Linked DNA regions of Mus musculus: region 1 is linked to region 2. Evidence: chromatin loops called from intact Hi-C (ENCODE). Cell type or tissue: left cerebral cortex. All regions are shown on one strand. Each heading gives the region's core, and the rest is flanking DNA. Links, peaks and the distances in the headings are about the cores only. Region 1 overlaps Zfp618 (zinc finger protein 618). Region 2 holds the start of Zfp618 (zinc finger protein 618).

Region 1 (5,376 bases), core at 149-5,148, 110 kb before region 2:
ACACATACATACCATATATATACCATATACATATACATGAACATACCATAAACATACCATACAAATACCATAAACATACACATGCACATACATATACTATACACACACAGAGAGAGAGACACACATAGCATGGAAACACTGTGCTCTGACTGGCATCCTGAACATACTAGTTCTGCATGGGATTTCAACAATACCACGGAGAATATAGTAAGTCACTGAAAAATTTACAAGCAATTTATTCCTGGAACTTTTTTGTTTATTTTTTTGGGGGGGGGATGTAGTTCTGAAACTACAGAAAGTGAAACCATGAGCCAGAGAAAGGGCTGGGGGAGGGGGACTACTGTAACTTGTTGGCTAGGCCACAGGAAACAACCACACTATAGAGAAATCATTCTGAAGCGATGGCTTCAAACAGCAGAGTCTGGAAACCTGACTCTCCCTCACACCAGTTCTCCCTTATCTTCTTCCTGGTCACTGTCCTAGGCATGTGGCCAGTCTCCTGTGCCCTCTGCAAGAGACCCCAGAAACAATCTTCCTCCTCCAGTCTCACCCACCCACTCCACATCCTGCTGCCAGACAGAGAACCCAGTGCCCAGAAGAGAGCAAGCTGCAGCGCACAGCAGCTCTTCACTGCATACAGGTAGTAGTCCTTCACAGCAAAGGACACACCCGTGGTCACCAGACTCTTAATGATGACCACTCTAGTAGAAAACAATCTGGCTTCCACTGTTGCTCAGTTATCACAAACCCCACGGCCTAAGACAACACCATCAAGCAGATCCAAGACCAGAGACATGCAATTTCTGGGAGTGGTGGAGGACAGTCCCAGGTGACACTAGGCGCCTGAGCCAGACAATGTTGTTCTTAGGCACAATTTCTTTACCATCCCACCAAAGCATGCTAATGTATGAAGTTCTACCCAGTTCCTGTAAACAGAGACATCAACTGCCTGGACTTGAGCCCGGCTTCTGCTGTTGCCTCCCGGGGACTGATTTTGCAAACCTTTGCCTTTTAAGGTGAGGTCTCACTATGCTGCCTAGGCCAGTATTACATACTTGAGCTCACTCAACCTTCTGAGTGGCTGGGTCCATCAGCACCACGATACCACGTCAGGCTTCTGGGGTTCAGTTTCTTTACCTGGAGATATCTAAAGCCCATGCAGAAGTGAACTCCATATGCACAGGTGTGTCTTTCCCTATAAGCAGAAAGCTGTGTGTTCACCTGTGCCTCTAAATGCAGCCAGAGGACCACCCTACTTCCTCCAAAGGTGCCATTTACCCTGGTGCTCATGGTTTTACAGACAGTGTTACTGGTTAGAGGAAAAGCCCTCCCCTCGCAGCATGCAAACAGTGCCTTGCTATGACTTAGGCTGTTTTTATTCTCTCCAGGTCGTGCAGATGCAGGGATCTGAAATCAACTACGACATACTGCAAACCTTCCTGGGCCTGTGATCCGCTGCAGAGGCTGAACTGAGATCAAGTCCACCATTCCCTATCAAGCTGCCCTCCCACTGATTACTTAAGTCTCTTGACAGCTTCCTGTCAGTGAATTATCACAGACCCTGCCCTTGGCAACACTTCAGCAGTCTACAGGCATTGGTGTCCACTGCTTTTCTGAGGCCCAGTGACCTGTACTGTCCCTCCCAGTCTCCACCCGACATGCTATATCCTCAGCCGCTTTCCTCTACCCAGCCCTTTCCCCAACTTTGTGCTGAACTCGTTTTCTGGCCACGCCTGTTTGTTCTGTGGAATCTTCATCTCCCTGCACGGAGCAGCCTTGGGGCCTCTCTATGCTTATCCAGGCACTCCTTGGGTGAGCTTGTGAACACGCCAAACCTTTGTTTGCTTGCTTATCTCAGACAAGCTTCTGCTATGTAGCCCAGGCTGGCCTTGAACTCATGAACCTGTCTCAGCCTCCACCTGCGAGAACATGCCAAGTATGCATACCCATATTTGCCTCCAGCTTTCATACTTTTAAATATGTTAGCTTTATTATGATAAAGCTCAGGTTTCCGCCTCGAGCTTGGGGCTGCACTCCACTGTTTGACTTATGTAAGCACCTACTTGACTCCTACTCTGCACCTTCTAATAGTTATCGCAAATCAAACAGATGGCAAGCAGAGCCGCTGTCTGGGGCCGTCCTGCCTCACAAGCTCTTCTCATGGTACTGATGTGAGACATTCCTGTAACTGCAGCTCCCTGAGCTGACTAACAGACAGATGCCACCCTCCAGCACCGCTTGCCTGGACTCCAGACTCATCCTTGACTTCACTTTTCCTCATCTCAACCAACAGGCCCACCATGAGTTCCATCAAGTCCACCTGCCAAGTGTGCCCTGAAACTCCCCTTACAACCTCCGTCACACCTCCACCTGGAGCCATGCCCCCTTTCTGGCTACAGCCTCTCCACTGAGCTGTGATGTATGTTTGACAGAAAGACAGAATGGTGCTGATGCTGACGATCCAGGTCGAGTCAATTCTAGGCTCATAGCTCATTTATTGCTCCTGAGTATTTTCCGACCTACCATCTCCTATAATCTCTTTGTTTACTTATTCTGTTTCTCCAACTAGAATGTGAGCTACAAGAAGGCAGAACTTGGTCTTATTGATTCACTGTCCCCAGAAGAGTGAGGACACATTGCAGATGCTAGCTAAGAGCCTGCTCACTGGGGGGCATCAATGGTAGCACCCATAGCCCCTAATAAGGCCAAGCCCTTTCGATGGACAGCCCATCCCTGTCATTACTGATGGTGTCTCACTTCTGGAATATTTAAAACAGCATGGAGGGATGTCTCTTGCTTGCCGCCCTCTGTGTGTTGTGGGCTGGAGATTTGTCCAAGGAGGCCAATTTTGTGAATGAATGGACCTTGTTCCTTTATTATCAGTTACCTTTACTCTTCTAGATGAAGCACCATTCTCCCTAGGGTCTAAAATGGAACACTTGGATACCTGTCGTACAGTGACATTCTCTCTTCAGACTGTGGGGTTGCCATGGCAAATGTCCCCGAGGGCAGGTTAGGGCCCCTCTCATGAGGCAGAACCCTGCAAGGCTTATCCCACACTAATACACCGTGCTCCAAACCCCAATCTGTACCTATGACTTCCGTGCAACTCTGAAAAACATCCAGACATCTCTGCTCTCTGTGCTTTCTGTAAGTGACTAGGCTCCCACACGTCAGCACGTGCAGAGGTGAAGCCGGTGGTGATGCTGTGGACGGTACACACACCGTGGGGTGTGGCAATGGAGTAGATCTCTATGATGTGTGTCCAGTTGTGGCACCTCACACTGGAAAGCTACTCTCACTATCCCGTGCAGCACCTTACAAGGCAGGCATTGTCTACATTCCAGGAAAGAAGGCAGGGACAGGAATACCAACATGTCCCTGAGCTTCCTAATGACAGAGAGAAGATGCTACCTGGGTCTGCCTGACTCCAAAGCAGAGGCTTCGAACTATTTGGATGGGTTTAGTTTTCATCTCTCAAAGGAAGAGAGGATGGTAAAATACTTGTTGGCTTAATTAACATATGTGGACCTCTAGGAACTCCAAACAGTGACTGGATCTCATCTTTGGCTGCCTTCTTAAGAGTCATGGAGAATCCACTAGACACAGTAGCTATACAGGTATAACACCAAGTGAGGAGTGATGGGATCCTGTCTTCCACAGAGAAAGCTACTCAGGCTTGGTACCCACTGCCAACCACTAATTCTCCCCGATGCTGCTCCCTGATGGCTGCTTGCTACAATGTGTCCTTTGGACATACAGCCAAGAGGCTGGCTTCTGACTGAGAGACTGCAAGGGTGATAAGGACTCTGCAGCAAGGCTCAGGAGAGACAGGGGACGAGCCTGGGACCTGTATTTGCTGGTCTGCCCATTTCCAATCCTTGCTCCATTGCCTGCCCATCAACAACCCTCCAAATTGTCTACGCTTCCACTCCTGTCATATATGGCTGATATATTTTAATAAATAGTCAAGAAGAAAAGATTAAATTAATAGATTAAAACTGTTAATGTATTAAACAACTCTTAACATTCTAGAAACTCGAAATAACCTACAATGCATAAATACATCATTACTTTGAGATAATTCCTAGGCACTTAATTTTCTTCAATGCACGGTGTCAGTCAGCCACAACACTGAGTAATATTGCCGCTCAGAGAGACAGAATAAAGATTTAAATATTAAGAGAAAATTCCCTGGTTAATTGAAAACTAATGTAGGCAATAGCAAGAGACCCTGTCAAGTCACAAATGCTACTGGGGTGTTTTGCTTAAAGCTAGGAGCTTACTTCATGGGCACTGGGGCACATGGGAGGCTGGCCCAGACCTGACTAGTACATGGGATTAGTGCTTATAGCATTGTAAGTAAACATGTGACCTTCTTTTGCCAGTGGGCCTGGCAGTACTGTCTGTGAGCTGCTCCACATGGGTACTGTTCCTTGCTCTCACACCTAATGAGACCACAGCCTCAGACAGTAGTGCCCACACAGCATCCTTTGACGAGGCAGATAGGGAGTAGAAGCCATGCAGGGGTCTGCCCTGCACAGACCTGCTTCAGGACACACAGGCTCAGATAGACCCCAGAGGGCAGGTCCTCTATGGGCAGACTTCACTCAGGGCTCAACGCCAGAATCAACATTCTCTGTCTCCCACTCACCGTATTTCCTGACTAGGCTCTGACTCAGTAGCTCTTTTTCACCTCCTCCCCATCGCCCACGTCTTCCTAGGACTGGCGAAGGGAGACGTCCTCAGAGGATGGCTGCTCTTCCTCCACCCTTTGGTCCCATGCTAGTAGATGCTCTGTAGTCCTCCCCTCTGCTGTGTTCCCTCCCAAGTCCCCAGCCAGACCTTAGTGGGCAATACACCCAACATCTGCTGTACCTAGTCATCTCTCCAGGAGCACCCCGCTCAAGCATGCAGACCTACAGGAGACTCTGCCCTGCTGTCAGCCTCATGAGAGCCCGGAGGATGAGACGCTAGATGCACAGCCAGCTAATACTAGATTCTTTAGCCTGTCCACTGCACCTCTCTTTGTGTGTCACCAGGAATGGTAACGCTGACCGCTAAAACAGTTCAGAAGATTAAAGGCCAGGTGTGTGTGAGGTACCCAGAATGTGACTGCATACAGCTGGCTCTGACTTCTCAGGCTCCATGTCCATATCGTATCTAAGTGATAAAGTAACTCTGTGTGTATGTGTGTGTGTGTGTGTGTGTGTGTGTGTGTGTGTGTGTGTTTACGAGCGTGCATGTGTGTGTTAGGCAAGGATAGAGTTTTATCCCTTGACTTCCTAAGCTGTACAGGCTAGCAGCCAATCACAGAGCATTTATACTGTACTAGTTATGAATAACCCAGAGGCTATTCAAAGCATATGGGAGATC
Region 2 (5,376 bases), core at 219-5,218:
CTCCATCAATTGATTCACTTGTGTGTCGTAAAAAAAAATGGGCTTCTGTGAATCCACTGTTAGTTTTTCATAATAATGTTAATTATGCATATCTTATTTTAATGGCGGCCTCTCCTACAATTCTGTGGGCTACTCAGTTTGCACAATATATGAATTGACATTTTTCTCCATTGAATATTGCTCAAGAAAAGGTCCCTGACATTTTCTAGATAAAACAACAACAAAACAAGAAATGCCTAGACCTTGCAGCAAACAAAATCAGGAAACAGTCATAATTATTCCATCAAAGCAAAACACACACACAACACACACAACACACACATACACACACACAACATAACAAAAAACAGAAAAAAGACCGGCAGGATTTCACTCTAACTTTTCCAATTTCTGTTTTTCTTTAAAATCTCAGGAGTTAAATGCAGTAAAATGTAAATGTAAAAATTTAAACCTACAATTTTTGGGTGTGTCCAAAGCCAACATTTTAGGATCTATTTTCTCTCCTAAATCCTTCTTTCTTGGAAATGGAAAAACTTTGAACGCTGCCAAATGGCAAAATTAGTCATTTTTGCCTACGGAGCAAAACAAGCCGCAAATTATAATGAAACACAATTTCTAATTGCTTCATAAAGCCAATTCTCCCAGCTTTCCCTAAACTGAACTATTTCCCCCCTTTTCTCATTCCAATTACTATTTTTTTTTTACTCAAATTAAAATAACTTAGGTACCTAAACTGCCTTTGCTTTTAGGAGGTATTTTTGCTTTCTCCCCTTCAAGAATTGAATTCATTCAAATTCCAGCTTAATTTTCATTTACATATTATCTGGATTTGGCTTCAGAAATAAAATTGTCTCCATGTCCTTTCAATGATCAAAGTGAAAATTTTCACTCCAAAAAAGATAGAAAAAAAGAATCTTTCCCACATCCACCAGTTTGTAGATGAAACTTTGGAATAAATAAGAAATAAAAAATATTTCTTTTCAATTTTAATTTCTTTTTTTTTTTATTTACAAAATAGTATCCTCTAGGTGGCGTCGTTTTAATGGGAAAAAACTACCGTTTGAAGAAAAATTAGAAAAAAAAATTGAGAGAAGGAAATATGGCCTTAAAAAAAAAAAAAAAAAAAAAAAAAAGATTGTTGCAAAGATTGGGGGCCTGGAAGGAAAGCTCTCCTGGGGGTCACCAAGGACCATGAGAGCAGAGAGGGTCAAGGGGAAATTGCAAATTTCGGGGGAGGGGGAGATCTGGAAGAAGGTTGCATTTTCGCAAAATCTGAATTGTCCAAACTGCAATGGCTGCTCCGTGCTCTCGCCGCTTTGTTTCTGGGCTCCGGTCCGAGCTGGGGGCCGCGGGGGGCGGCGGGGGACGCCGGGTGAGGGGTCCCCATTAGCCTCGGCCGCCGCCCCCGCGTCGCCCGCGCCCCGCAGCGTCCCGGGGGGCCGCTCCCGCACCCCGGCCGCCCGGCCCCACTCCGGATCCCCCCGCCGGCGCCCGCGCTCGCCATCCCGCGGGGCTGCTGCGGCCCCCGCCCTGGCCCCCGCCCCGGCCCCGCGTTACCTGCGGAGCTGCCGCGCCGTCCGGCTGGCTCATCGGTCCGTGCGGGAGGAGGCGGCCCCGGCGCGTCCTGCTCCTCCCGGGCCGGGCTGCGCCGCGCGCACAATGCCGCTGCCACCGCCGCCGCCGCCGCCGCCGCTGCTGCCGCTCCCTCCTCCGCCCGCCCCGCGCGGGCCGGGGGGCGGGGGCCGGGGGCGCCGGGGGGGACCGCCGCGGGGACCGCAGATCGCCCCGCCGGCCCGCGCCCGCCGCGCTGCACCGCGCCCCGCACCGCCCCCGCCGGCCTCCGAGCCGCTGCGGGCCCCCGGCCTCTCCTCGGCCTCCGCCGCGGGCCTCCGCGACGCCCCACGCCTCACACAAAGCCGCCGGTCCCCCGCGCCGCCGGCGGCCCCCCAAACTTTCCCGCGCCAGCCTCGCGCGCGGGGCATTTGCTCGCGTGGGGCGGAGGTGGGGGCACAGAAAAGTTTTGGGGAGCGGCCTCTGGTGGGACAGAAGGGGTTAATGGGAACGCCTCTCCCCTCCCCACAAGCTCTCCCCCCCCCCCAAATCAGATCGATTTTTTTTTTAAATAAAAGTTTTGAGGAACGAAACTGGAAAGCTTCCTGGGAATATTCGGTAGCCTAGGCTATACCTAGCTCCCCCCTCCCCGTCCTCGCAGATAAGTTTGAGAACTGAGGGCCAAGGGGACCCTCTCTAACCCCCATCAAGTCTGAATATAAATTTACTATTTGAGGAGCCTCTCTTCTGTTTGATGTCAGTGAAGTCACTTTTTTACCCTCCCCCGCCAAAAAAAGTAAAAGTATTAAAAAAAAAAAAAAAACACAAAACCTGACCCTATGGAAGGAGATGTTGAAGGTTGAACAAGGGTCAGCCCCTCCCCCCCCCCCCCCCCCCAGTTAGAAAAGGAAAATTTTGACTTATCCCTCTTACTTGAACTGAAAGGTTAAAGAGGCCTGCTCTTTCAAAAGTCCTAAACTATAAAAATACAAAATGTTTCTTATATGAGAGCTTCCTCTTTATGACTTAGGAAGACTTAAGGGTTTGTTTCTGTCCTCCTACTCCCAAAATAGACTTAAAAATAATAAATCAGAAAGACCTGGCCTATATGAAAACTAGAGAGACCCCTGGATTCTTCTCCCACAGCTAGTTGAGTTTTAGAATAAGAAGTTGAAGAATTGCCATGTATCAGATGAGAAAGGAACCAATGTGTTTCCTTACCCTTCCCTTGAGAAAAAAAAAATAAGGATAGGATTGTTTTATGGAAATTAAGGCTAGTTAAACGGGTGCTTTTTCTGACTCCACCTTAAGAAAACATGTGTAGGAGCTTTTTAAAGTTTAAAGAGCAAACTCCTCTAAACAGAAAGGGCTCTAGAACTGTCCGTCCCCTTAGAACCCTTCTTCTTCCTTCAAGTTAGTTTTTAAAGACACCACTCTCCTGGAAGAATCAGTCTGTGGGAATTTGGCCCTCCGTAGAAGAAAAACAGTGAAGAACCCCACTTTTCAAACCCCAGCCTGGTAAATACATAAGAAGTTAAGCAGCATCTTCCAGTTACATCTGGAAACCTCTAAAGTCAGTGATTGATTTGAGATTTAAAAGTACCCATTTCTTTTTCCCCTGCTTATCGCGTATGTTCTTGGAAGAGATCTGGCAGCATCTTCCAAGGCCCGTGTGGATCAAGTGGGAAGCAGAGCTGGCAGTTGGGCAAGCCTGGCAAAGCTCTGCCTGCTTGCCTCACCTCCTCCTAGATACTAGAGCCTTAAACTGTTTTCAGAGTATCTGCCTCCTGGCCAGGCCTGCTCCTCTGCCCAAGCTAAGGCTGATAGGATTCCCTGGAATGGTAAGGAAGGAGATCAACGCAGTGGGATGGTTATCAAGAGAAAAGCCCTTCTTTGAGAGTCAGGAAAGGGGGGTACAGTAACTGTTCACTGAGCAGTTACTGTATATATATGGGAGGGGGGGCAGATAAACTGTCAAGAAGAGCTTGCCCTAGCCCTTCTCAAATTTGAACCACCCAGATTGGCTGGTCTCACCCTGGAGTTCTTACTTCATTCTGTTGAGGTAAGGAACTGATAGTTTACATTTCCATCAAGTGTCCCGGCAGCTGCTTCCCTAAAAACATCCTCTTGCAAACCACTGTAGTACCTGAACAAGGTAAAGAGGAAGGGCCTGGTCCACTCCAGGAGCACAGCAATGATTCCAAGTTATACCTGATTGGCTGGTGATTCTCCCTGCAGGATCTTCGTCAGATAGAGGGGATAGCAGGAGTTTGAGTTCCCAGGTCCTTAAGTCATAGTTTTAGGGATCCAGAAAATAACCACTAAACAAAACTTTACCTACATGTCCATTTGAACGGAGAAAGTATCTTCCCAAAAGGGAGTGCTAGACTGCCTGTCACCTCTAGCCTGTGAAATCCCATGGTCCTATGCAGCCTTTTCTTTCCAGAATCATTGCAAATACCTTCTGCCTCTCCATAACCCAGAGATTAGATGACCTGAACATTCTGTCAGCGCATTTGACAGAGAGCCCCCCTCAACCCCAGTATTCAGCAACAATGTATATTCAGCAACAATGTATAAAGACGCTTCCCCCTGGAGTCAGAGACGCAGAGAAGGTGTTCTGATTGACGCTATCTTGCCCAGGCCTTGGAAGGGATGCTAAGGGCAATGCCATCTAAGCTTAAGAAACCCAGGTTATAATTGAACCCACACATTCCCTAAAGCCACTGCAGAAACAACACAGTCACCCGCAGTGACTGTGTAGCATCACAGCAAACAGGACACATGTGCAACACAGAGAGCGCCTTTGGATCTCCAGGAGCAAGATAGCTGCACTCTAGGACCCACTGGAGACCCATGCTGGCAGAGAACAATGGCGCCATGACCAGTGTGACAAAGAGACGCAAATCAAGTCACACAGAAGGCTTTGAGGGGAGGATTCTGACACAGAGGGCCTCTGAGTGGGCTGAAGTAAGGTGGTAGGTAGAAGAGTCAGGGCAGCAGGGCCAAGGCCCAAACTGCCCAGTGATGGGACAGGCAGATTCTTGGGTGCTGCATTGGCACAGCGAACACTGGTCAATCTAAGAACCCATAGGAAGATACGCAGTACAGCAGGCACCTCCAAAGGCTCCCTCATTTTGAGCCATTTATCAAAGTTTGGAAACATCTGACTCTCCCACATGCAGCTCTCCGTACCCAAAACACCTGGAGTGTGGTGTGACTTCTAGGGAGTCATCCTTCCCAGCAGGGTGACCCTGGCCTCCTGGTATGGGAGGATGAGGGGCAGGAATTCCATTGGCTTGGCTGGTATGGAGACTGCTGCCTTCCTAGACACATTTTAGGAAGTTAACCTGTGTTTCTCACTTATGCCTCAGGGCACTTCCACCCACCCACCCATCATAAAGTAGATGGTGTCATCAAAGTCATTTTGAAGATGAGGCCAGAATTATCTACTTGAGATCACCAAGTCGAGGCCAGAGCCAGGGATGAGTCGGGTAGACCATTACGATTGTCTCTGGCCAATGGGATTATAAAACCCCACCAGTCTTGTGAGCCCTCTTTTTAGTTATAATCAATAGAAATTAATCATGCGAGAAAGGAGACTTGACTCCATCAGTAAACTGCTTAGAACCTGAGTTGCGTTCCAAAACCTATTAAAAAAAATAAAAATACCACAATCACTGCCACCACCACCACAACAAAGCGAGCACTGACATCACACACACACTATTCTCAGCACTAGGGAGGTAGAGACGTGAGGCTCCGTGGGGCTCATTGGCCAGCTGACCCAATTTATTCAGAAAGCTCCAGGCCAGTTAGAGACCT

The links. Peaks named below come from ENCODE experiments on the same cell type or tissue, not always from the same donor. Only the 100,000 strongest peaks of a DNase experiment are listed, where the experiment ranks them.
Region 1: it touches region 2 in a loop (2.1-fold over the local background); 2 of 42 quality-filtered maps call a loop at or near these places.

Annotation. Positions count from the first base shown.
Region 1 is chr4:63,068,304-63,073,679 of GRCm38, reverse strand. The region is part of intron 2 of Zfp618 (zinc finger protein 618); the gene reads right to left. Among named protein-coding and RNA genes, the nearest start is that of Ambp, 83 kb to the left of the region's middle. In left cerebral cortex, for the core only: no CTCF peak of the experiment used is centred there; DNase peaks (open chromatin) are centred at 2,154 and 4,696.
Region 2 is chr4:62,961,888-62,967,263 of GRCm38, reverse strand. Zfp618 (zinc finger protein 618) reads right to left here and starts at 1,697. Exons shown (of 15, transcript NM_028327.1): 1 at 1,558-1,697. The coding sequence starts at 1,590. In left cerebral cortex, for the core only: a CTCF peak has its summit at 1,013 (motif pointing right); a DNase peak (open chromatin) is centred at 3,240; H3K4me3 peaks cover 1,251 bases.